Linked DNA regions of Homo sapiens: all the other regions are linked to region 2. Evidence: chromatin contacts called from ENCODE Hi-C or POLR2A ChIA-PET data. All regions are on one chromosome and are shown on one strand. Each heading gives the region's core, a stretch centred on a gene start or an enhancer-like site at or near the end of the contact. The rest is flanking DNA. Distances are from core to core; before and after follow the strand shown. Region 1 overlaps CABLES1 (Cdk5 and Abl enzyme substrate 1). Region 2 overlaps RBBP8-AS1 (RBBP8 antisense RNA 1). Region 3 has its middle 57 kb from the start of CABLES1.

Region 1 (4,069 bases), core at 1,283-3,782, 410 kb before region 2:
CAGCTGCTCACTGAGCCATAATGCATGAAACAGATTCTGACAGGAAAACAAGATTCCCTATTAGATAACAAGAAGTTCAAGCTATGGCCCTTTCCTCAGGGAGCATGATCAATGAACTAATTAATATTACTCTCTTAAAAAAAGACAAGACTTAAATATCTAACACCTGGAAACTAGATGGAAAAAGTGTGATCCAATTAACTAGGTTCCAAGGCTTTCTGCTTCCAAAATGGAGTGGTCCTGACTTCTCTCCACCATCCTTTCTCTAATGGTGCTCTAAGCCCAAGAACTTGGAACACCTGCCAGGAGCTCCACTAGGCGCTAGCTCTTCAAAGGACAACAATAGGTTGAACACTTTGATGTGTCAATAATTTAAAAGCCAATTAAATATTAACAGGATTTCCAGACCCTTCAAAGAGAATAAGGAGTGAGAGATTTCCTGCACCTAAAGCAAAGCCTGAAAGCTGGATTACGAAAGGAAATACCACTTGTGAGCTAAATTTTAATTAAGAGATTACACATGGGCCGGAAGTCGACGACACAAGTCTTCCCCTTAGCTTAAGAGTCCCGTTTGTTGCCCTTCCGATACAGTGCAGCTGCCATCTTGGACCAGGCCTGCTTGCTGACATCAAGCAGAAGGTGCCTCCAGAGTTCAGAGACAATGGAACAGGGTCCACAGTTGATGGACAAAAGTGAAGTCAAAAGCAGCTTTTAGTCTAGAAGTCCCTTCCCACTCCCACTCAGGACTCCATCGATAAGCCATAAGCCATCCCCTGCAAGGGCAACTGGCAGACAATGAAGGGGTCTTAACGTAGCTTATGACCAAATCTTTGTCTAAAGGCAGCTCCTATAAACAGCCAGATAATGGCATGAGTCATCCATGAGATCATTCCAGAATCTGTCTCTGTGTGGGAATATGCTTGGTGTGAGGAAAGAAACACAATTTGTGAATGTGTAATTTTCCACAACAAAAATTTTCTGGGGAAAGTGGGTGGGGAGGAAGGGGGCATGGGCCTGGAGCCAGGCAGGGAGCATTTAGGCTTGAAGGCTCTAAGAATAGAAGACGCTGTTCTCTGTGTCGCAAAATGATCAACACTCAGGAAATGGACCCAAGCGGATGACCTCATCTGAATGCCCCCAATGCCAAAAGTTAAGGATATAAACACCATGTGGAAGCTGTTGACAATTTAAAAACACACCCCCCAGAGGCACCTTGCAACTCCACTGGGAAGCCATCTTCTTCATCACATGGTCTCTGATGCATCTGTAGTAAGTAAGTGACTCCTGCGACTATCATACAGTCAAGTATGGTTATCTTAAGGGGTGTGAACCTACACACACATCACAGAAACTCTTTTTGCTGGAATCATCTAGTTTGGTGATTTCACATAACCTCCAATCTCAAGTTTACTAGGTTCTCTCCTACTTTCTTCTGGTCGGATCCATGTGTACAGAAATACCAACCCACATCCAGATCTCAGGAAGTAAAGAGCACTTGGTGGCTGGTGTCGGTTCCCTTATGCATAGGGACAATTCTAGGACTAGTTCTCCATACAACACCTGCAGTCTCTCACTCACCAGTGGGTCGTGCTCTAGAAGCTCCTGGGCTGGCAAGTTGGAACTCAGAATGCATTTTTCATTGATGCAGTAAGTGGAGATTAGCCTACCCAAGGCTCTCTGAGCCTATAATGTAACTGAATCAGCCCAAAAGCAAAAACAAGAGCTCGGGTCATAGAAGCAAAAGGTCAGAGGGTGTATGAGGGTAAAAAAATAGGAGGAAGTTGAGTCTCTCCTCTTGGTTTCCTGGTCCAGGCTTGACCCTCAGGAACTTTTTTTTTTTTTTTTTGAGATGAAGTCTCACTCTGTTGCCCAAGCTGGAGTGCAATGGCACGATCTTGGCTCACTGCAACCTCCACTTCTCAGGTTCAAGCAATTCTCCTGCCTCAGCCTCCCGAGTAGCTGGGACTACGGGCACATGCCACCATGCCCGGCTAATTTTTGTAATTTTAGTAGAGATGGGGTGTCACTATGTTGGCCAGGCTGGTCTTGAACTCCTGACCTTGTGATCCGCCCACCTCGGTCTCCCAAAGTACTGGGATTACAGGCATGAGCCACTGTGCCCAGCTGAGTAACACTTTAAAGGTCAAGTTTGTATTATTTCACCTTCTTCTCTGAACTTCCCTTTCCTTCTTAGGACTCCAGGACCCTTTCCCCTAAGCTATTCCTGTTTTTCACAATTCCTTCCCTCTCTCTACATGTAAATCCATAAATTCCTTTGCAGGGCCCAGGTTTCCCACTCCTGGCCCTATGGCGGTGGCACAGTAGCCCACAATGGGGGCTGGAAAGCGAGGGGAAGAGAAGTGGTCTTGGATAGAAGTGTTGGACAAGCTGTTTACTAAGTGGGGTCTGCCTATTTAGGAAAGTTGAGAAAGTTGCTTGCAACTCATTTTGTGAGCTGAGGGTCACCAAGCCAAACCACAAATCCACACTAGAAAAGAGAAGGCCGTGACTAATGTGGATAAAAGGCAGAAAGATTCAGGCTGGCCTTGGCAAGTGTTAGTTGAGGAAAAAGGAGCTGGTTTAAGGCTGGGACTCTTCCCAGAAAATGGCATAATTTACAAGCTTCATCTGAGAAGAGTGTTTACAGCTATGGGAAGGTTTGATGTTACAGTTACAGTGAAAAAGCTGGGCAACATCTGTTCCTCTTCTCTGTAATGGGCTTGTTTTGAAAGGTAGGATTTAGCAAGAAAGATCAAAGCAAAACAATGGTCTCCTCACGTTCCATAAAGTGTATGCATTAAGAAAAAAAAAAAAGACTGGAAGGAAATAGACCAAAATGTAAATGGTGGCTTTGTTTAGGAGGTGAGGCTCAATAATTGTTATCTTCCTTTTACTTTTATACATTTTTCAAATAGTCTTTAAGAAACATGTACTATTGAGGAAAAAAAGACTGAATAAAAGCAGATCTCAAGGTGAATCCATTATTTGTAGAATTGCACCACTGACAAACTCACTGTGAACCTGACTGGGAACTGCTAAGTTCAAGTAGATCTAGAAAGAGCAACATAATAGCTCTGTGATGGCCGGGCACGGTGGCTCACACCTGTAATCCCAGCACTTTAGAAGGCCGAGGTGGGAGGATGGCTTGAGCCCAGGATTTTGAGACCAGCCTGGGCAGCATGGTGAAACCCGACTCTACAAAAAATACAAAAATTAGCTGGGCGTGGTGGTGCATGCCTGTCATCCCAGCTACGCAGGAAGCTGAGGTAGGAGGATCGCTTGAGCCTGGGAGGTCAAGGCTGCAGTGAGCTGAGATTGCACTACTGCACTCCAGCCTGGGCAATACAGTGAGACCTTTCTCAAAAAGAAAGAAAAAGAAGGCCGGGTGCGGTGGCTCACGCCTGTAATCCCAGTACTTTGGGAGGCTGAGACAGGCAGATCACGAGGTCAGGAGATCGAGACCATCCTGGCTAGCATGGTGAAACCCCGTCTCTACTAAAAATACAAAAAAATTAGCCGGGTGTAGTGGCGGGCACCTGTAATCCCAGCTACTCAGGAGGCTGTGGCAGGAGAATGGCGTGAACCCAGGAGGCGGAGCTTGCAGTGAGCCGAGACCCCGCCAGTGCACTCCAGCCTGAGCAACTGAGAGAGACTCTGTCTCCAAAAAAAAAAAAAAAAAAAAAAAAGCTCTGTGACTGGACAAAAATGGAAGTGAAACTAATGCTTAATGAATATCTACTACAGCTTTCACATATAATATTTCATTTACTATTTCATTCATCTCCCTGAGGTGGACATTATAGTCCTTTTACGGAGGAGTGAAGCTGGGGTCAGTAAGGCTAGTTCATTTCCCAGGACTGAGGCTTCTGCCTGCCAGCTCGTTCCCAAGCACCACACTGCCTCCCTGGCCGCCGGTGCCCATGGGTACACGACAGCAAGGATGGGTAAGGGCTGTGGTTTTCCTAATGGAGGCACCAAAGGAGGTGGATGGCAGGAGTGGGGATGAATGGGCTACTTGTGCCCATTCCTGATTCTCCAGAAGAGCTCTCTGTTTAGCTGTTTTATTTAT
Region 2 (4,339 bases), core at 40-2,539:
CCACTGCACTCCAGCCTGGCAACAGAGCGAGACTCTGTATCAAAAAAAAAAAAAAAAAAAAAAGATTATCAGCGTGACTGTTCCTCACTCAAGTTCCCACCAATGTGGGAGAACCAGACATCCTGATTCTGAATTATTTTTGCCCACGTTATTTCCCAGGACTGAGTTGAGTAGTTACAGGCAGATGTTTAGGCATTGGGTCACATGGATGTGGAATGTTATGCTACCTTTGACTTATTCTGTTTATTTATTTAAGTACATAGAATTGGATTAATTATAGTCCTTGCTTCATAAAATATTATTGTCATTGTTTCATGAATGGCCTTCTTATTTTATTTGCTTATTTATGCTTTTAGAATATAATGGATGCTACTCATTCGAGAACTAAAATATTACCAATAATTTATATCTACCTATATATATATTTTTTTCTATTTTTTTTTAACTTCTCCTTTCACTGATGACAGTCCTTTGCAGCTATGGGGTGGATATCTTTACTTAAATATAATCCAGTTTACATAAAAAAACCTTCAGGCATCAAACTTCCAGGTGCAGCCATTCATAAAGACAGTTTCATGACTTATATAATGGAGAACTAAAGACCTGGTGTGGGATTTCCACTAGACAGAGGTGTCATTGAGAATCGGAACAGTTGCTGGGTGTGATGGCTCATGCCTATAATCCCAGCACTTTGGGAGGCTGAGGTGAGAGGATTACTTGAGCCCAGGAGCTGGAGACCAGCCTGGGCAACATGGTGAGACCTCCATCTCTATAAAAAAAACAACAAAAAGAATTGGAACAGTTATTATTTTGACCTTACTTGGTAGGGGCACATTGGTGTGGCATTGCAAGAATGCTGCCTAATGCATCGGCACTCATAAAAGACAAAGACAGTAAAAGCTGGCTTGTGTGTTTACTTTTATAAATCGGAGTTATTTAAGGGTCAGAAATGCTTTGAACGTTTACAAATTAGAACTATATTTCTCCTGTAATACAATGCAGAGGAAGTATGATTCATATAAATCTTCCTTTATGTTTCATATTGGCCCTGGATTACCTGCTGGTTAATTCGCTTTTAGTCTGAACAATAAATTCAAATAAAGACTTTCTTTTTCTTGAAATTATGTTTCTGACCATGTAAGACAAATTAGTAAAGGAGCCCTTTAGTTTAGTGATTTAGTGGTTTGTTGATCTAGACCAGCTGAGGAATTTTTTTCCCCTACACCTGGCTGTAGTCTTAGGTTCTTGCCTGAGCTTGCCTGGGTCTGGAAAGAAAATTCTGCCTTGCTCTACAAAGCATTTCTCCATATTGTTGCTCCTCCAGGAAAGGCAACTTTCTAGTTTAGGAGATTTCACTCAGGCTAGAGCTTTTCTTGAACGTAACAATTACCTGACAATGTCTGCAGAATTAGAGCTGAATTCTGTCCTTGGCAAAGCAGGTAATTATAAATAATTTGGGAAGGAAAAGACCATGATCGTTATTAATAGCATTTTCTCTTTATATCTTCAAGAAGTGCAGTTATTAATAATTGAGATTTCCTCCTTTGATTGACGTCTGTAAAAACATCTATTCAGTGAGGTTTAGTCTTTAACGTCGCTGCAAAGAGTGTCCCTGCTCAGCTCAGTCAATTAGCACCACCTAGTGTATCACATGTGCAGAAACTCAAGACCAACTCCAGTACAAAACATCCAAAAAAGTTCTTTGGACCTTTGGGGAAGTTATAAATATGGTCATCTAGGACATATTCCTTTGCGAATCATAATTGCAACATCAATATTTTTTATAAAGATGAAAACAATGAAAATAAGAGCATATGTCAAAGAAAAGAATAAATGAGCACCAAAATTATGTGAGAGGATATGTGTGGGGAGCCTGAGAATGGGTATCAGCACTTGTTGGATGCCTACTGTGTACCAGGCTGCATGCTTTGCTTAAATTTTTTTGAAAGGGAGGGAGTAGAGAGTTGGGTTTTTAAATTTTAATTTCACCAACATTTTCTTTTGGTGCAGATGAATGATAAAATGGGCTGATATTTCGTGACTCCAGGTTTTTTTTTCAGAACCTGCTAAGTCACTGTTGAAGGTAATTCTACTTCTACATACATCTCTTGCACAGCTAGTGAACAGAGGCACTGACAGCCCTTTGTTCCAGACAACCTTTCCAAGGATGTTTTATAGTGAAAAGTCTTGGAAAAAAGAGATAGTGTCTTCCTCCAGAGTAGAGCTTTGCTTTTGTTCAGTATGTCTCTCTCTGGAGCAAAGGTTAAGCAGGTTTGCTTGCAGCCCATTATAAGATTTGGGTTTCCTAAGCTTGAGATTACTCAACTGTGATAGAAACCCATAGTGTATACAGCACCAACCTGGGAATCTCTACTTTGCCCCTGTGTGACCTGATGGGCAAGGGAAACTGATGCAAGCATGAAGTTCATGCTGCTTCCTGTGGCTTAGGTAATAAAATCCTTTTCCCTGATCCAGGAATCTTGCATCTTCTAACAGCATCCATAAAACAAGTTAGCTTGCCAGTAGGGTAAAGCCTCAGACACTTGCATTTCTTGACAGTTACCATCCCAATTGCCAGACACCTGGTTCCCACAGTCATGTAGCACCCGCCCTTCCCTATCTTGCAGAAGGAGGGCATCCCGGTTGACCATGCCATTGTTCTGACCACAGTCCTGTTCCGTTAAACAAAACCAGATACTAAATAATCCAAATATTAAAAAACTGAACCAGCAGATGATTAGGCACATAATACATAACATTTACATTATGCATCAACTAACAAGCAAAATAACCAGCTAACATCATAATGACAGGATCAAATTCACACATAACAATATTAACCTTAAATGTAAATGGGCTAAATCCTCCAATTAAAAGACATAGACTGGCAAATTGGATAAAGAGTCAAGAACCATCAGTGTGCTGTATTCAGGAAACCCATCTCACGTGCAGAGACACACATAGGCTCAAAATAAAGGGATGCAGGAATATATACCAAGCAAACAAAAAGGCAGGGGTTGCTATCCTAGTCTCTGATAAAACAGACTTTAAACCAACAAAGATCAAAAGAGACAAAGAAGACCATTACATAATGGTAAAGATATCAATTCAACAAGAAGCGCTAACTATCCTAAATATATATGCATCCAATACAGGAACACCCAGATTCATAAAGCAAGTTCTTAGAGACTTACAAATAGACATAGACTCCCATGCAATAATAATGGGAGACTTTAACACCCCACTGTCAACATTAGACAGATCAATGAGACAAAAAGTTAACAAGGATATCCAGGAATTGAATTCAGCTCTGCACCAAGAAGATCTAATAGACATCTACACAATTCTCCACCCCAAATCAACAGAATATACATTCTTCTCAGCACCACACCGCACCTATTCCAAAATTGACCACATAGTTGGAAGTAAAGCACTCCTCAGCAAAAGTAAAAGAGCAGAAATTATAACAAACTGTATCTCAGACCACAGTGCAATCAAACTAGAACTCAGGATTAAGAAACTCACTCAAAACCACTCAACTACATGGAAACTGAACAACCTGCTCCTGAATGACTACTGGGTACATAACAAAATGAAGGCAGAAATAAAGATGTTCTTTGAAACCAATGAGAACAAAGACACAACATACCAGAATCTCTGGGACACATTTAAAGCAGTGTGTAGAGGGAAATTTATAGCACTAAATGCCCACAAGAGAAAGCAGAAAAGATCTAAAATTGACACCCTAACATCACAATTAAAAGAACTAGAGAAGCAAGAGCAAACACATTCAAAAGCTAGCAGAAGGCAAGAAATAACTAAGATCAGAGCAGAACTGAAGGAGATAGAGACACAAAAAGCCCTTCAAAAAATCAATGAATCCAGGAGCTGGTTTTTTGAAAAGATCAACAAAATTGATAGACTGCTAGCAAGACTAATAAGAAAAGACAGAAGAATCAAATAGACACAATAAAAAATGATAAAGGGGATATCACCACCGATCCCACAGAAATACAAACTACCATCAAAGAATACTATAAACACCTCTACGCAAATAAACTAGAAAATCTAGAAGAAATCGATAAATTCCTCGACACATACACCCTCCCAAGACTAAATCAGGAAGAAGTTGAATCTCTGAATAGACCAATAACAGGCTCTGAAATTGAGGCAATAATTAATAGCTTACCAACCAAAAAAGTCCAGGACCAGACAGATTCATAGATGAATTCTACCAGAGGTACAAGGAGGAGCTGGTACCATTCCTTCTGAAACTATTCCAATCAATAGAAAAAGAGGGAATCCTCCCTAACTCATTTTATGAGGCCAGCATCATCCT
Region 3 (4,015 bases), core at 28-2,527, 260 kb before region 2:
AATACTGGGATTACAGGCGTGAGCCACTGCACCCAGCCTGGGTGACTTTTAATGCAATGCCTCACATATAACAACTCAGTAAGTACCAGATGAATAGATAAATGATGAATGACAAAACGAAAATTTGAGCTGTAAGTAGAGTTCGGATAAAATATTAGCATCGGCCGGTTGTGGTGGCTCACGCCTGTAATCCTAGCACTCTGGGAGGCCGAGGTAGGTGGATCACGAGGTCAGGAGATCGAGACCATCCTGGCTAACACGGTGAAACCCCGTCTCTACTAAAAATACAAAAAATTAGCCAGGAGTGGTGGCGGGTGCCTGTAGTCCCAGCTACTCAGGAGGCCGAGGTAGGAGAATGGCGTGAACCCGGGAGGCAGAGCTTGCAGTGAGCCGAGATCGCCCCACTGCACTCTAGCCTGAGTGACGGGTCAAGACTCCATCTCAAAAATAATAATAATAATAATTAGCATCTTTGTAAGAATGGCAGAAAACAACTTGAGGTCTTTTAGCCTTTCTCTGCTGGCTATGACACATCTCTGTGCTTCCTGGATAGTTTGTTAGTTTCTGTTTTGTGTTCATTCATTCACTTATTATTCATTCTTATTATTCATTATTCATTCATTTATTCAACATTATTCATTGCAACTTGTGGGAAGAACAAAATAAACAACATTGACAACAAGGAATAAACCCAGAAGCAGCAAGAGACTTGGGAATTTTGTAGTGACGCCAGTTTGGTTTCCACTGATACATTCGGGTAAAAATGACTCCAGTTTGGTTTGCTATGTGGAAGACAAACAATTCATTCCTCACTCACTCTCCTCTGGAGTTGAGAGAAAACAGCCATCCCTCTTCTCCCTCTCTGTGGAAAAAGACCGAATCAGTTGGCGGAGCTTAGCTAAGCTTTTTTTAGTGAAGTTAGAACTTGCTTGGAGACACAGGACTTCCTCTACAAAAGGGCTTTTTTTTTTTTTTTTAATTGAAGGAAACACTGAAGTCTCTTCTAACTCTAGCTGGCCCCCAGCCTGGCTCTCTGCAGCCCCTGCAGTTGACCCTGTCTGACTTTGCCTCTGCAGGAACTTTCTTCACGTTCAAAACCATGAAACATTTTGCCCTGCCTCGGAGTAAAATCAAACACCAGTGAGAACCTCTTGAAGTGAGTTTCCATAGACTCTCAGATGGAAGCCTGGGAATTTCACTGTGCCCCTAAGGAGACCTGAGCTTCCTAAGAGATGAGGACACTTTGATTTCCTAATGTGACTTTTGTCACAGTGGAGCACACTTTGACTCTCACTTCCTGTTTTAATTCTGTTTGGAAATAAAAATCTGCTGAGATTTAGTTTCAAAAGAGCTTCTTGAGGTTTTCTCTGCCAACTAGAAAAGGGAATAACGGCCAGGCGTGGTGGCTCACGCCTGTAATCCCAACACTTTGGGAGGCCAAGGCAGGTGGATCACCTGAGGTCAGGAGTTCGAGACCAGCCTGACCAACATGGAGAAACCCCATCTCTACTAAAAATACAAAACTAGCCGTGCATGGTGGTGCATGCCTGCAATCCCAACTATTTGGGAGGCTGAGGCAGGAGAATCGCTTGAACCCGGGAGGCGGAGATTGCGGTGAGCCGAGATCACGCCATTGCACTCCAGCCTGGGCAACAAGAGTAAAACTCCATCTCAAAAAAAAAAAAAGGAAAAGAAAAAGAAAAGGGAATAAACACAATTGCAGTCAGCACGCACTGATAACCAGGGCTGCCAGTTAACGTGGGGACCTTGCTTTGTTGAGATGGAACACATCCTACTCGGGAGGGCTATGAATGAGGTCTCAAGGGGTGAGCCAAGGTTCCCTGGGTGGAGTGGACTGGGGAACAAGGCAGATGGAGCTGCACCAGGAAAAGCGAGGAGAACAGGGAGGGAGCTGAGGGATGTGGGGTGCATGGGGAGTGGTGGAATAGCAAAGCCTTCATTGGGAGTTGGGCTGTGAGGGGCCTTGTGCCAGGGACTTTACTCCAGAAGCCAGAGGGACTCATGGAAGGTTTCTAGCCTGAGTCAATTTGGTTTCAAAAGATCACTCTACGTGAAAGAAGGAAGTGCTTCTTTCTTAGCCACCTTCTTGGGTGGCTGCTGGGGTAACTTAGGGAAGCCATGCTAAGTGCAGGAGCTGAGATAGTGCCTTTAGTGACAGTAGAAGGGGTTAGAGGAGCAGAGGGGATGGAACCTAGACCTCAGCCATTCCCCGCGCTGCCTCCTGGTCCAGTGATCTTTCTCCTACTCCAGGGCACCACCAGCTCTTCCCCCAGAGCCCTCCTTGGCAGAACAGAGTATACAGTCCCTGCGGAACTGGAGGCCCAGCTAGAGATGGAATATGGCATGCCAGAAAGTTCTTTGAAGTAGTGTATTTTGTCTGAAAAAATGCATGCAAATATTTACGTTCTGTTTCAGAAGAGTAGTGCTCCAGGAAGCTGAACCACTTTTTTAACCTGTGACTCTGGTGCCCCCTGCTTTTCTCACTTACACACATGCCAGGCTGGGAATGGTCCCTGCTCCTGAGCAGCCAGTTTGTTGATATCCCCTCCACACACCATAAGATCATGGACGCCAGGCTTGCTTTCTGGAGTGGGAAGCACATGTGCACAAAGCATACCTGTCTGTGTCCTGGAAACACTGCCTTCACTTCTCTTGAGTGAAAGGATTTACTGAATTGGATTTACGATATTTAAATTAATTTTATTGTCACTCCCTTCAAATTCCTTTTTCTTTCCCCACTCTGATAAATACTCAGTTAATTAGCTTTACAGATCAAGAGTTAGCTAGTGGCGGCCGGGCACGGTGGCTCAAGCCTGTAATCCCAGCACTTTGGGAGGCTGAGGTGGGCAGATCATGAGGTCAGGAGATCGAGACCATCCTGGCTAACATGGTGAAACCTCGTCTCTACGAAAAATACAAAAAATTAGCCAGACGTGGTGGCGGGGGCCTGTGGTCCCAGCTACTCGGGAGGCTGAGGCAGGAGAATGGTGTGAACCCAGGAGGCGGGGCTTGCAGTGAGCCGAGATCGCGCCTCTGCACTCCAGCCTGGGTGACAGAGCGAGACTCCGTCTCAAAAAAAAAAAAAAAAAAAATGGAGTTAGCTATTGGCAGGCACAGACTGCCAGAGTCTCCAATGGGACGCCTTGGCTTAATGGTGCTGCAGAGTATTTTGTGCTTTGTATCTAACGTTTCTAAAATTGACAGTAATAGTGAACACTAACTGGCCAGTTGCTGGGTGCTGGACATGACGTTAGGGTACGTTATTTCATTTCTTCATTACAGCAAGCCTGAGGTAGATATTATTATTGTTTCCATTTTATAGATGAGGAAACTGGGACTTGGAGATAGTTTAAATTTCTCAGAGTCCTACATCCAGGAAATGGTAGAGCCAGGATATGATTTCAGGTGGTCAAATCCCAACACAAGAGTTTTTAGCCTTGACGCTGTAGGGATGAAACTGAATCTCTGGTGAACGACTAGAACATAACACTTAAAATCCTTTGCAGCCCCAGCATTTGATGATTTTGTGAAATCTTGAAGAAACAGATTGATTTGGATGAGACTTGATGAAGGATTGTGGAATATCACTATAAAATCCTACTTTTGGCCAGGCACCGTGGCTCACACCTGTAATCTCAGCAATTTGGGAGACTGAGGTGGGACGATTGCTTGAAACCGGGAGCTTGAGACACAGTCTGGGCAGCAAAGTGAAACCCTGTCTCTACAAAAAATGAAAAAAAGTAGCCAGGTGTGGTGGTGTGTGTCTATAGTCCCAGTTACTTGGGGGACTGAGGTAGGAGCATTGCTTGAGCTCAGGAGGTTGAGTCTGCAGTGATCCTGCCACTGCACTTCAGGCTGGGCTGCAGAGTGAGACTGTGTCTCAAAAAAAAAAACCTCTACTTTTTCTCCGTTCTATCATTCTGAGACAAAAGAGTATCAATAAGAATTAGAACTGTGTTTTTCTTTTTTTTTTTTTTGAGACGGAGTCTCACCC

The links. Hi-C counts contacts between places; a loop is a spot of excess contacts on that map. ChIA-PET counts read pairs that join two places held with the same protein, here RNA polymerase II (POLR2A). Pooled maps may share reads with other maps.
Region 1: a loop to region 2 is called in a pooled map, with 2.6 times the contacts of the local background. The contact joins two enhancer-like sites. A Hi-C loop is called at or near these places in 1 of 37 single-sample maps with no recorded cell type and 2 of 50 pooled maps. POLR2A ChIA-PET finds 5 or more read pairs at or near these places in 1 of 52 experiments (WTC11).
Region 3: a map of Caco-2 shows a loop between it and region 2 (4-fold over the local background). The contact joins two enhancer-like sites. A Hi-C loop is called at or near these places in 1 of 168 maps with a recorded cell type or tissue (Caco-2) and 2 of 50 pooled maps. POLR2A ChIA-PET finds 5 or more read pairs at or near these places in 2 of 52 experiments (BJ and activated naive CD4-positive, alpha-beta T cell).

What each region holds. Positions count from the first base shown.
Region 1 is chr18:23,224,179-23,228,247 of GRCh38, reverse strand. All of the region lies in intron 4 of CABLES1 (Cdk5 and Abl enzyme substrate 1), which reads right to left. Among named protein-coding and RNA genes, the nearest start is that of CABLES1, 91 kb to the right of the region's middle. RefSeq lists an enhancer at 1,496-1,595. Within about 2 kb of position 2,532, at least 9 of the 41 ENCODE cell types and tissues checked have a DNase peak (open chromatin) inside an H3K27ac peak, as active enhancers do.
Region 2 is chr18:22,811,126-22,815,464 of GRCh38, reverse strand. The region is part of intron 2 of RBBP8-AS1 (RBBP8 antisense RNA 1); the gene reads left to right. The region is part of intron 1 of LOC124904263 (a long non-coding RNA gene); the gene reads right to left. Among named protein-coding and RNA genes, the nearest start is that of RBBP8, 120 kb to the left of the region's middle. Within about 2 kb of position 1,289, at least 2 of the 41 ENCODE cell types and tissues checked have a DNase peak (open chromatin) inside an H3K27ac peak, as active enhancers do.
Region 3 is chr18:23,076,058-23,080,072 of GRCh38, reverse strand. No RefSeq gene overlaps it. Among named protein-coding and RNA genes, the nearest start is that of CABLES1, 57 kb to the left of the region's middle. Within about 2 kb of position 1,277, at least 3 of the 41 ENCODE cell types and tissues checked have a DNase peak (open chromatin) inside an H3K27ac peak, as active enhancers do.